Linked DNA regions of Homo sapiens: region 2 is linked to region 1. Evidence: chromatin loops called from intact Hi-C (ENCODE). Cell type or tissue: ovary. All regions are shown on one strand.

Region 1 (5,000 bases):
ACTGTGAGTTATGGCAGGTGGTGCTGGGTCTCCTTTTACTTGGGCCTGTGGACAGAGCAGGGGGCTCAGGTGACACTTCCCACCCACCGGCCTTCTCTCTCTGCCGGCGACATGCAGGGCCCCGAGCCGGGACTCTCCTGGGGCGCCCAGGACAGCTTTCCTCTTACGTAGGCGTCCCCTGTTCTTGCTGGGCATTCCCCGCCTGCCCCTGCCTGCCCCCCACTCGGCCCATCTGTTCCCAGGCCCTGATCCCAGCCTCCAAGCCAGTCTTGCCAGCACACACGGACAGGAAATGATGGCACTTTTAAAGATGCAACGCTTTTGTTTTGGAGTCACCTATTGAGCCAAGACACGGGGACCTGGGCAACACGTGGTTTTGTGGATTGGTGCTGGGAAGGGGTGGCCTGGGAAAGCTAAGGATGGAGGAGAGGAAAAGGGAAGCTGCAGGCTGCTGTGAGGGGTACCCCTGGTCAAATGGCACTTTGGGGATGAGGAGACTTGGGATCCACTTGTAACCCCAGCCGCACACTGCGGGGGATCTCTGGGGACACTTCTGTCACTTGTATTTTATTGCACTAAGAGCCTAGAAGTTTGATCTAAGAATGGCAGAGTCAGCAGCCGGCACTGTGGAGCCCTGATTTGTGGTAAAAATACTGAAATATGGAAATCCTCCCACACGAGTTTGTAGTAGCGCTGCATGAGCCCCTCTCTTGGGTGTCCCCGCCCACTAATATCACCTCATCATCCGGCACCAGGGGAGCCAAATACCTGACATGGGGGAGCTTGGAGGGGGCTGTTCCAGCCCAATGTGGGCAGCCCCAGCGGGTTGTGCCCCGAAGCTGTTAGTGCTCTGAACATCACCTCTACTCTGAGGTAGGGTACTGTCGGGTGTGCTGGGCTGCAGGTGTCCTGGGCTGAGGGCATATGGTGTCAGGTGTGCTAGGCTGAGGTTGTGTGGGAGTCAGGTGTCCTGAGCTGCAGGTGTCCTGGGCTGAGGTTGCAGGAGTGTCAGGTGTGCTGGGCTAGGTTGTGGACATCAGGTGTCCTGGGCTAGGTTGTGTGGGTGTCAGGTGTGCTGGGCTGCAGGTGTCCTGGGCTGAGGTTGTGCAGTGTCAGGCATCCTGGCACCGCCTCTCCACCCAGGGCTGGGCCTGCTTCTGGAACCCCCTTGGGTTCTCTGGGGCTTTGGTGCTCACCACCCTGGTCTAGAAATGGAATGCCGGCACGGGTTTCAGAACAAGGGCTCTGAAGCCACATGACCCTAGGTTTGAATGGTAAATGTACTTTTAATGTGATCTTGAGAATTTTTCTTCAACCTCTGTAGCTCTGTTTTCTTACCTCTAATAGGCCTATGGCAAGGATTAGATGAAATTAGCACAAAGCGGGATCTTCCAAATCCTCCTCCTGGTCTTAAGGTACCTAGGGACTGGTTAAAAGTAGGTTCTTGGACACCCCTAAGACCTGCTAAGTCAGACCCCCGGGTGTGGGGGGCAGTGCAGCCAGCCAGGCCCGGGAAGCCCGGGCCGCGTGTCTCCCCAGCGTTCTCCAGCTCTCAGCAGCACCCGCACTGCAGCTGGGCTCCCTGCGCCTGGAGCCCCGGGTGCTACCCCCGACCACCACCGTGTGGTGCTGGCGCTGGGTGACTCACACTCTGCCAGCTGTGCCCCAAGCAAAGCCTCCGCGATGGTTGCGGGCTGAATCAATTGTGTCCTCCAGATTCATAAGCTGCCGGTCGAACTCCCAGGACCTCAGAATGTGGCTTTATGTGGAGCTGGGGTCTCTACGGCGGCCAGTAAGGTATAATGAGGTCATGTGGGTGGGCCCTGATCCAGCAGGACTGGTGTCCTTCCAAGAAGAGAAGATGAGGATACAGCCGTGCACGCGGGGACAGTCAGGTGAGGGCACGGGGAGAAGACGGCAGCTCAGCTGAGGAGAGAGGCCCCAGGCAGAAGCAGCCCTGCCCACACCCAGATCTCGGGCTGTGGCCGCCAGGACTGGGAAACGCAGACGCCCGCTGCTGAGCCCACTGGCCCGCGGTGCTGTGTTGCTGCTGCCGAGCTGACGAGGATGTGAGATCCTCCCTGGCTTTGCCTGCGGCCGCCCGCGAAGCCCATTTACCCGCCTCGTCTTGCTGGTCCCCAGGCCCCCCGGGGGGACGGGTTCCCCTTTGGCTTCTTGCAGTGGCTGCAGCCCTGGAAGCTGCTGGGAGGAGACGGCTGGGGCTGGGCAGGGCTCGGAGCTGACTTCGTGTCACCTGAGCGAGCTGCACAAAAGTCACAAATGCCACCCTTTCTACGTGTGCTGATGGGTCACTCCGCAATTCCTAGGCATTGATTTTGTGTCTGGGAAGGTCACCGTGGCCCACACGGACAAAAGCTGCTGCTCTCCTGGGTCCCGCTGGAACCAAAGGCCCCAGAGAACCCGTGGGGCTTCCAGAGGCAGGCCCGGCCCCGGCTGGAGGGGCGATGAGCAGGGCACCCGATGCCTGCGCCGTGGTGGGAATGCGGGGAGCACGGCCCCCGGAGGGTCCGCCATCCCCCGCGGCGCACCGGAGCCTGACCCCGGCTCTCCCTACACCTGCAGCCTGCACGCGACTCTCTCCGAGCTGATTTCTGCGGCTCCCGCTGCCCTCGGCTGGCTCACTAGTTCCTTCGAAGCCTGTGCGCTTCGGACCCCGCTCCATCTCTCCTCTAAAGAGGAAGCCAAGAGTGGGTCCGCAGTCCCTCTCGGCGCCACGTTAGCCCGGGAAGTGTTTTCACCTCCCGGGGCTCCTCATGGTACCTTTGCAACTCGCAGTCCCAGAGCGTGCAATCTTCCTCCAGGTACCAGGGCCCGGCCCAGCCGGGAGGCCTCAGAGACCTGCCAGAGCTGGGCCTTTGCTGCCATCTGCTGGCGGCTCTCAGATGACAGGTTGAAGGCCTGAGGAGTGGCCTCCCAGGGCCAGTCCAGTTCAAGTTCAGCAGGGGGCAAGGCCTGAACTCTGCACTCCTGAGCAGCTCCGGGGGAGGCCCAGGTGCTGGCCACGCGGCAGTTCCGCTGCGCTCTGTTCTCAGACGCGGAGGCCGATCTAAGAGTTTCCGCTGCTTGGGAACCTGTGGCCACATCGCCTGGTCTGGGTTTCACAGGTTTGGGGTCTTGGGGACCCTCTGGCCAACCATCTCATTTCCCATTGGCTGAAGCCCAAGAGGTTCCAGCGACCTGTCCAGGGTCACAGAGCTGGTTCTTGAATAATTGGGAAGAGATACACCCCTTCCACTGCCCAGAAATGTTTTCCAAAGACTGTTCAAGAAACGTGAGTTGGCGGACAGAGAGCAATGCCGGGTGGGGAGAGGCCGCTGCAGGGCTGAGAGAAGGGGCCACATGAGCGGGGAGGAGAGTCTCAGGGATGAACGGGGCTCAGAGCCCACCCAAGGACGCCAGCTGCCCCTGTCTCCGTCCTGCTGCACAGAGGTCGTTTTCGCAGCTGTAGAAATTGGTCACATTTCTGTTTGTGCCAAAAACCAATTTGTACCAGTCGACAAATTGAAAAGCATGTGCTTTCAATTGTCCTTGGCACTTGAAAAAACTAACTTTCCCGTGATTCAGACCCACTTCCCTGCTGATTTTATATTTCCGATGTCGAGTTCACGTCAGCTGTTCCTAAATAGGAGGGAAGCTGTACAAAAACGTCTCTGCTGTCAAAGACAACACGGTCGTATTGGAGACACAATTTTGGAAGGATTTTTCTTGGCAAACCCACTTTCCTCCAGCTTGGGGATTTAACATTTTTTTTCTTCTACCATCTGCTCCCTTGAGGCTTGGAAAGGCCTCAGCTCAAAAGCTCAGACCCGAGGGTGCTGATGAACCGCACCTGGCCTACGGAGGGGGATGCCAGCACTTCTCAGTGTCAGCTTCACTCTTTATGGTCATTGCTCCACGTTCTTTTTTTTTTTTTTTTTTTTTGAGATGGAGTTTTGCTCTGTCGCCCAGGCTAGAGTGCAATGGCACGATCTCGGCTCACTGCAACCTCCGCCTCCCAGGTTCAAGCAATTCTCCCACTTCTGCCTCCCGAGTAACTGGGATTACAGGCACCTGCAACCACGCCCAGCTAATTTTTTATATTTTTAGTAGAGATGGGGTGTCATCATGTTGGCCAGGCTGGTCTCAAACTCTTGACCTCAGTTGATCCATCTGCCTCAGCCTCCCAAAGTGCTGGGATTACAGGTGTGAGCACCGTGCCCAGCCTGCTCCACATTCTTGTAGTGTGCAAGGTGGAGTCGTTAGCCAGAGATCTATACTCAGGAAACGGGTGAGTGACTGGTTGCTGGTGAATCTAGCAACTTGATGTCACATGGCAGGTCATTTATCTGTGGTCATCGTGCTCTGGTGGACAGCTGGTTAGGGACAATACAGGGTAGAACAGAGAGGCAGCCCACCGTCCACTCCTTTCTGTGTGAGACTCACAGAAAGACACTGTTTCTGGGGTAACAAGATTTCAGTCTAGTTGGGGAAATGGAAACCACTCCAAGAGCAATTAGCAAGAAAAACAAATGTCATTACATGCTGAACATGAAGTGCTGAGCTGATGACACTGGAAGACATGGCCCGATGACAAGAACAAAACTTGACCCTGTGTTGCAGACAAAAGGTGCGGGGACCTGAAGCCTGTCTCTCTGGCCCTGCCCAGGCTGTCGGGAACAATCAGATTAACATCAGCTGCTGCTCAGATTCCATTATCTGATATCAAGCCGCTGTCCTGCTGGTCATTGAGCTGCAGTTAGCAATTTTCTAAAATTTAAAGTAAAGACCTTTGGTTGCCTATGTGACCCCTGGGCTGGGGTTTGAGGGAGAACTGGAGCCTCAAGGATGTGCTCAGGCCCACAGGGCCCTGCAGAAGGATCTCAGTTCTACAGCTCCTGAGGGCAGCTTTCTGGGCCAGGCCAAGGGAATCCATGGGGCCAATGAGGCTGTCCAGACAGGCGGTCTCCTGTGTGTTAGGGGAGGCAGGTGACTAGCATCTG
Region 2 (5,000 bases), 420 kb before region 1:
CACTCCCAGAGCATCCTAGGCAGAGTGGGCACCAAGAAAGGCAGTGAGTTCCCTGTCCCCGTCAGGAAGCAAGGAGGCCGTTCTGCACAGCGGGGTGCTGGACACAGACCTCCGCAACCTCTTCCATCCCTGGGGTCCTGTGGTTCTGTGCCTCACACTGTCCCGTGTGCCTCACACGGGACAGTGGGCCAAGCCAGTCAAACAGATCAGACACAGGCCTGTGCCAGGTGTGTGGCCACAGGCTCAGAGGAAAGAAGACCCTGCGGTCCAGGGATGGGTGTCTGCTGCCACGCATGACAGGGTCCCCTGGAAGTGGACAGGGCTCTGGGCTGCAGCCACAGGCCAGGGTTGGGGCAGCATCCAGCGGACTCTCCTCTCCGTTGTGACCTGGGAAAGCAGGCGTCACAGCCTTTAACCCGCTGCCTCGGGCCAGTATGTCTGCTGGCTCCCTTCTCCGCTGCTCTTCTCCTTCTCTGCCCCCTTCTCCCATCGGGCCCTGTCGCTTTGAAAGGCTATGGACAGTCCCTTTGCTGGGAACGAGGCCCCACAGGCAGACGCCATATTCACAGATGCCTTCTTGGGCCCATTGTGGTCTCCTGAATTGGCTGAGTCTCAAGGCCTTTGATGAAAAGGTAGCTGGAGCAAGCGGCTAAAATAGCAGTCAGTGGCAGCCCCAGAGCGGGGTCTGAAGCTGGAGTGCATGATGGGCGCTTAGCTGTGGGCTTAGAGGGTGGGTGCGGGCTGGTGTGTGCCTGGGCAGCTGGGCGGGGTGTCTCCCCTGACATGGGACAGGCCAGCTGGCCCCACTGCGGCGCGCAGCAGGCCTGGATCCAGCAGTTCCCGTGGGAAGAAGGGGCTGAGGAGGGCCCCTCTGGGTCAGCCCAGGAGGACTCCGGCCGGGTCACACCTCCAGAAGGGACCCGCTTTCTCCAGGCCCCAGAGGCTGCTGAACAGCCTACCCCCTCCCTGGGCTGCCCTGGGCAAGAGCAGCCCTCACCCGTGACAGACGCGCCTGGCTTCCCCGTGTGTCTTGGGAGGCGGGAGGTGATGCTGACCCTCGCTCGGGAGGCGGGAGGTGATGCTGACTCTCGCTCGTTCTTTTGTTGTCCTTATGGTCATCACCGTGGGAAAGACCTACTCGTGGGAGAATAAAGAATCTGCTCCCAACCCCACTCCTGAAATTTAATTTTAAAAAACGTACTCAGGATAAAACCCTTCTTGCTGTCTGAGAGGATGTGGCTTCTCCAAGCACAGCCTGCCGAGGCTCTGTTTGCTGTGTGGGGAAGATGAGCCCGTGCTCGAGGCCGCCCCAGAGATGGAAGCCAGACTGAGCCGGGACTGAGTCTGGTGGCAGCCAGGCTTGGGGGCAAAGACCACCTGGTCTCATTTCTAGTCCCTGGGGCCCCAGGAAAATCCCAAAGGGAGCCAGGGGGCACAGCCATAGCATTCGCTTGCACCTTGTGACATAGCAGTAAGTGTACTTCCTGCAGGGGAAGCCCATGAGAAAGGAAGAAGAAAGAGAGTAAATGAAAGCCACAGAAAGAAAAACTGCAAGGGGGGTGACAGTCCGGGGGTGGCACAGCAAACCACAGCCAGACGGGGGCTGACAACCACAGAGGCATGGCTTCTCACTGTTCAGGGGGCCAAGAGGCCAGCACCAAGGTCTTGGTGAGAGGTGGTTCCCCCTTGGGGGGGCTCTGAGGGCCAATCTTCTCTGTGCTTCTGTCCTGGCCGGATCCCCTGCACGCGCCTCTGTCCCGGCCGCTGGCCGCCCTGCACGCGCTTCTGTCCCGGCTCCAGGCCTCCGTAAATGCACCTCTGTCCCAGCTGCTGACCTCCCTGCACGCGCCTCTGTCCTGGCTCCAGGCCTCCGTACACGCGCCTCTGTCCCGGCCGCTGGCCTTCCTGCACGCGCCTCTGTGGTGGCTGTTGGCCTCCCTGCACACGCCTCTGTGCCTGCCTCTGGCCTCCGTAAATGTGCCTCTGTCCCAGCCGCTGGCCTCCCTGCACGCGCCTCTGTGCCTGCCTCTGGCCTCCGTAAATGAGTCTCTGTCCTGGCCACTGGCCCCCCTGCATGTGCCTCTGTCCCGGCCACTGACCGCGGTATACGTGCCTCTGTCCCGGCCGCTGGCCTCCCTGCATGCGCCTCTGTCTTGGCCGCTGGCCTCCCTGCACGTGCCTCTGCGCCTGCCTCTGGCCTCCGTAAATGTGCCTCTGTCCCGGCCGCTGGCCTTCCTGCATGCGCCTCTGTCTTGGCCGCTGGCCTCCCTGCACGTGCCTCTGTGCCTGCCTCTGGCCTCCGTAAATGTGCCTCTGTCCCAGCCGCTGGCCTCCCTGCATGCTCCTCTGTGCCCGCCTCTGGCCTCCGTAAATGAGTCTCTGTCCTGGCCACCGGCCCTCCTACATGTGCCTCTGTCCCGGCCGCTGGCCTCCCTGCACGCGCCTCTCTCCCGGCTGCTGGCCTTGCCACATTGCTTGGCGTTCCTTGGTTTGCAGCTCTGTAACTCCCCTCTCCTTAGCCACCGTCACATGGCTGGCATCCCTCTGTGTGTCTGTCTCTGTGTGGCATCCCCTCTCCGTGTGTCTCTCTTCTAAGATTGCTGGCATACTGTGCAAACACCCTTCTACTCCATGTGACCTCATCTTAACTAACTGTGTCTGCAAGGACCTTCTTTCCACACAAAGCCACTTTCTCAGGTGCCAGGAGTTAGGTTTTCAAAAAACCTTTTAGGGGGACACAATTCCACCCCAAAAGAAAGAAAGAGAAGACAAGAAACAGCATAAAAAAGAAAGAAAAGAAAAATGAGGGCAAGGGATGCATTCGGTGTGAAATTTCAGCCCAGGACTTTTGGGGTGTATAAGGAGAGATAGAATCTAGTTCTAGGTGGGTCCTTCCTGGGGGCCCTCTATGCTCTACCCCCTCAGGAGCACACTTTGGGTTGCTGAGTGAGCAGAACTGGCCACTGGCAAGCCCGGCCCTCCCCCCTCGGGCCCTGGGAGCCACATATATAAATACAGCCTGTGCCCAGTAAGATACAAGAAACGATAGATCGGTTTCCACACCCCATGCCCTTCAGTCACCCCCCCCCAACCACAAACAAGAGCCAGATGGCCACAAGGCCATGTAAGCAGCTTGTCTTCCAAAAGCCACCTTGTGTCTGCAGGACGCGGAGCACCCGGCAGCCCGGGCTGGTCCTCCTCGCCGGCACTCCTCGGCTTTGCCTGATGAACACCAACACGGTTTTAAGCTTCCATCCAGCATTTGCAGCTTACTCGTGAGATGCCAAACTGGTAGGTTTAAACCCAGTTAGGTCACTTTCTAGCAACATGACTTTGATCTGGCTGAGTTTTCTCCATCTGTGACGTGGGGAAAAGAGTTTCAACCTTACAGGATGTGTTGAGAATTCAAAGGAATGTGTGTGTAAAGTGCGCCAGCCTCACTGAAAATTGAAGCTGTCCATGCCGCCGTCCTCATCAGAGCAACACAACCATGCACCACGTTGGTCTTCTTGTTGGCTGTGGTTGACTTGGCACAGCAGGAGGTCTTGGGAAGAGTGGACGACTCTCCCACTCGAAGCAGGCTGCTCAGGTCTGACAACGCCTGCTTTGGAAACAGGCACCAAGAGCTCACCTCTAGCCCAGTTTTCACCAAGCACCTTTGGTTGTGTCAGCACTGTGGTGGGTGATAGGACAGGCAGGGAGAGGGTGGGAGCCCAGGACACACTTTCATCTTTAGGAACTATATAGGAGTCTCCAGCTCTTTTAATTAGATTATAACTCTTGCTAGTACTGTTTGTCTGCTTTTTAATAAAATTCTACAAATGGGTTGAGAGCTGTGAAGGGTCTGAGATCTTACTCTACTTGCGGGCTAACAAGTTAGGCTGCCATAGTTTTGTGGATGCTGGCAAAAGACACAAGACTGCTGCATCAGAGACAAGGATGGTGTTATTACTCACAGTCACAGCAGCAGGCAGAGTACTAGCCGTTTTTGTCTAAGTTATTTAAGGCCTAATCCCCACAGAACGAGACCTGCACTCACTGTGGATTCCGGGACAGGAGAGGATCCTCCAGCTTAGGGAACCAGGATCTTTTCTCTGCAGGGGAAACTTCATATTCCAAACCAGGGTTGTCTGCAGACATCCGTGACAAGACATCCTGGGGCAGAGGTTATTGAGATCTTTGCTTTCAGGATGTACAGACAGTCAGGAGACCCGTGGAAAATTGTGTCCCTACAAAATATAACATTGTTGGCTACTATTTATTAGTAATGGCAAAAATTGCAATTACTTTTGCACCAACCACATGGAAGAAATCATGCCCTTCATGAACATTCAGAGCAATGAGGACTCAGAGTAATGAGGACTGAGGGCAATGAGGACTGAGGGTAATGAGGACTGAGAGCAATGAGGACTGAGATCAATGAGGACTGAGGGCAATGAGGACTGAGGGCAATGAGGACTGAGATCAATGAGGACTGAGAGCAATGAGGATTGAGGGGAATGAGGACTGAGATCACTGAGGACTGAGGGCAATGAGGACTGAGAGCAATGAGGATTGAGATCAATGAGGACTGACGGTAATGAGCACTGAGATCAATGAGGACTGAGGGTAATGAGCACTAAAATCAATAAGGACTGAGATCAATGAGGACTGAGATCAATGAGGACTGAGGGCAATGAGGACTGAGGGGAATGAGGACTGAGGGGAATGAGGACTGAGATCAATGAGGACTGAGGTCAATGAGGACTGAGAGCAATGAGGACTGAGATCAATGAGGACTGACGGTAATGAGCACTGAGATCAATGAGGATGAGGGTAATGAGCACTAAAATCAATAAGGACTGAGATCAATGAGGACTGAGATCAATGAGTACTGAGGGCAATGAGGACTGAGGGGAATGAGGACTGAGGGCAATGAGGACTGAGGGGAATGAGGACTGAGGGCAATGAGGACTGAGATCAATGAGGACTGAGGGGAATGAGGACTGAGATCAATGAGG

What was found. A loop is a pair of places that touch in the nucleus more often than their neighbours do. Peaks named below come from ENCODE experiments on the same cell type or tissue, not always from the same donor. Only the 100,000 strongest peaks of a DNase experiment are listed, where the experiment ranks them.
Region 2: it touches region 1 in a loop (5-fold over the local background); 95 of 110 quality-filtered maps call a loop at or near these places.

The regions. Positions count from the first base shown.
Region 1 is chr7:154,911,782-154,916,781 of GRCh38, reverse strand. No RefSeq gene overlaps it. Among named protein-coding and RNA genes, the nearest start is that of PAXIP1-AS2, 14 kb to the left of the region's middle. RefSeq lists an enhancer at 2,695-2,784. In ovary, a CTCF peak has its summit at 2,889 (motif pointing left); DNase peaks (open chromatin) are centred at 2,011 and 2,861; H3K4me3 peaks cover 490 bases.
Region 2 is chr7:155,335,535-155,340,534 of GRCh38, reverse strand. LOC105375592 (a long non-coding RNA gene) reads left to right here and starts at 3,074. Exons shown (of 3, transcript XR_007060612.1): 1 at 3,074-3,291. In ovary, no CTCF peak of the experiment used is centred here; no DNase peak of the experiment used is centred here.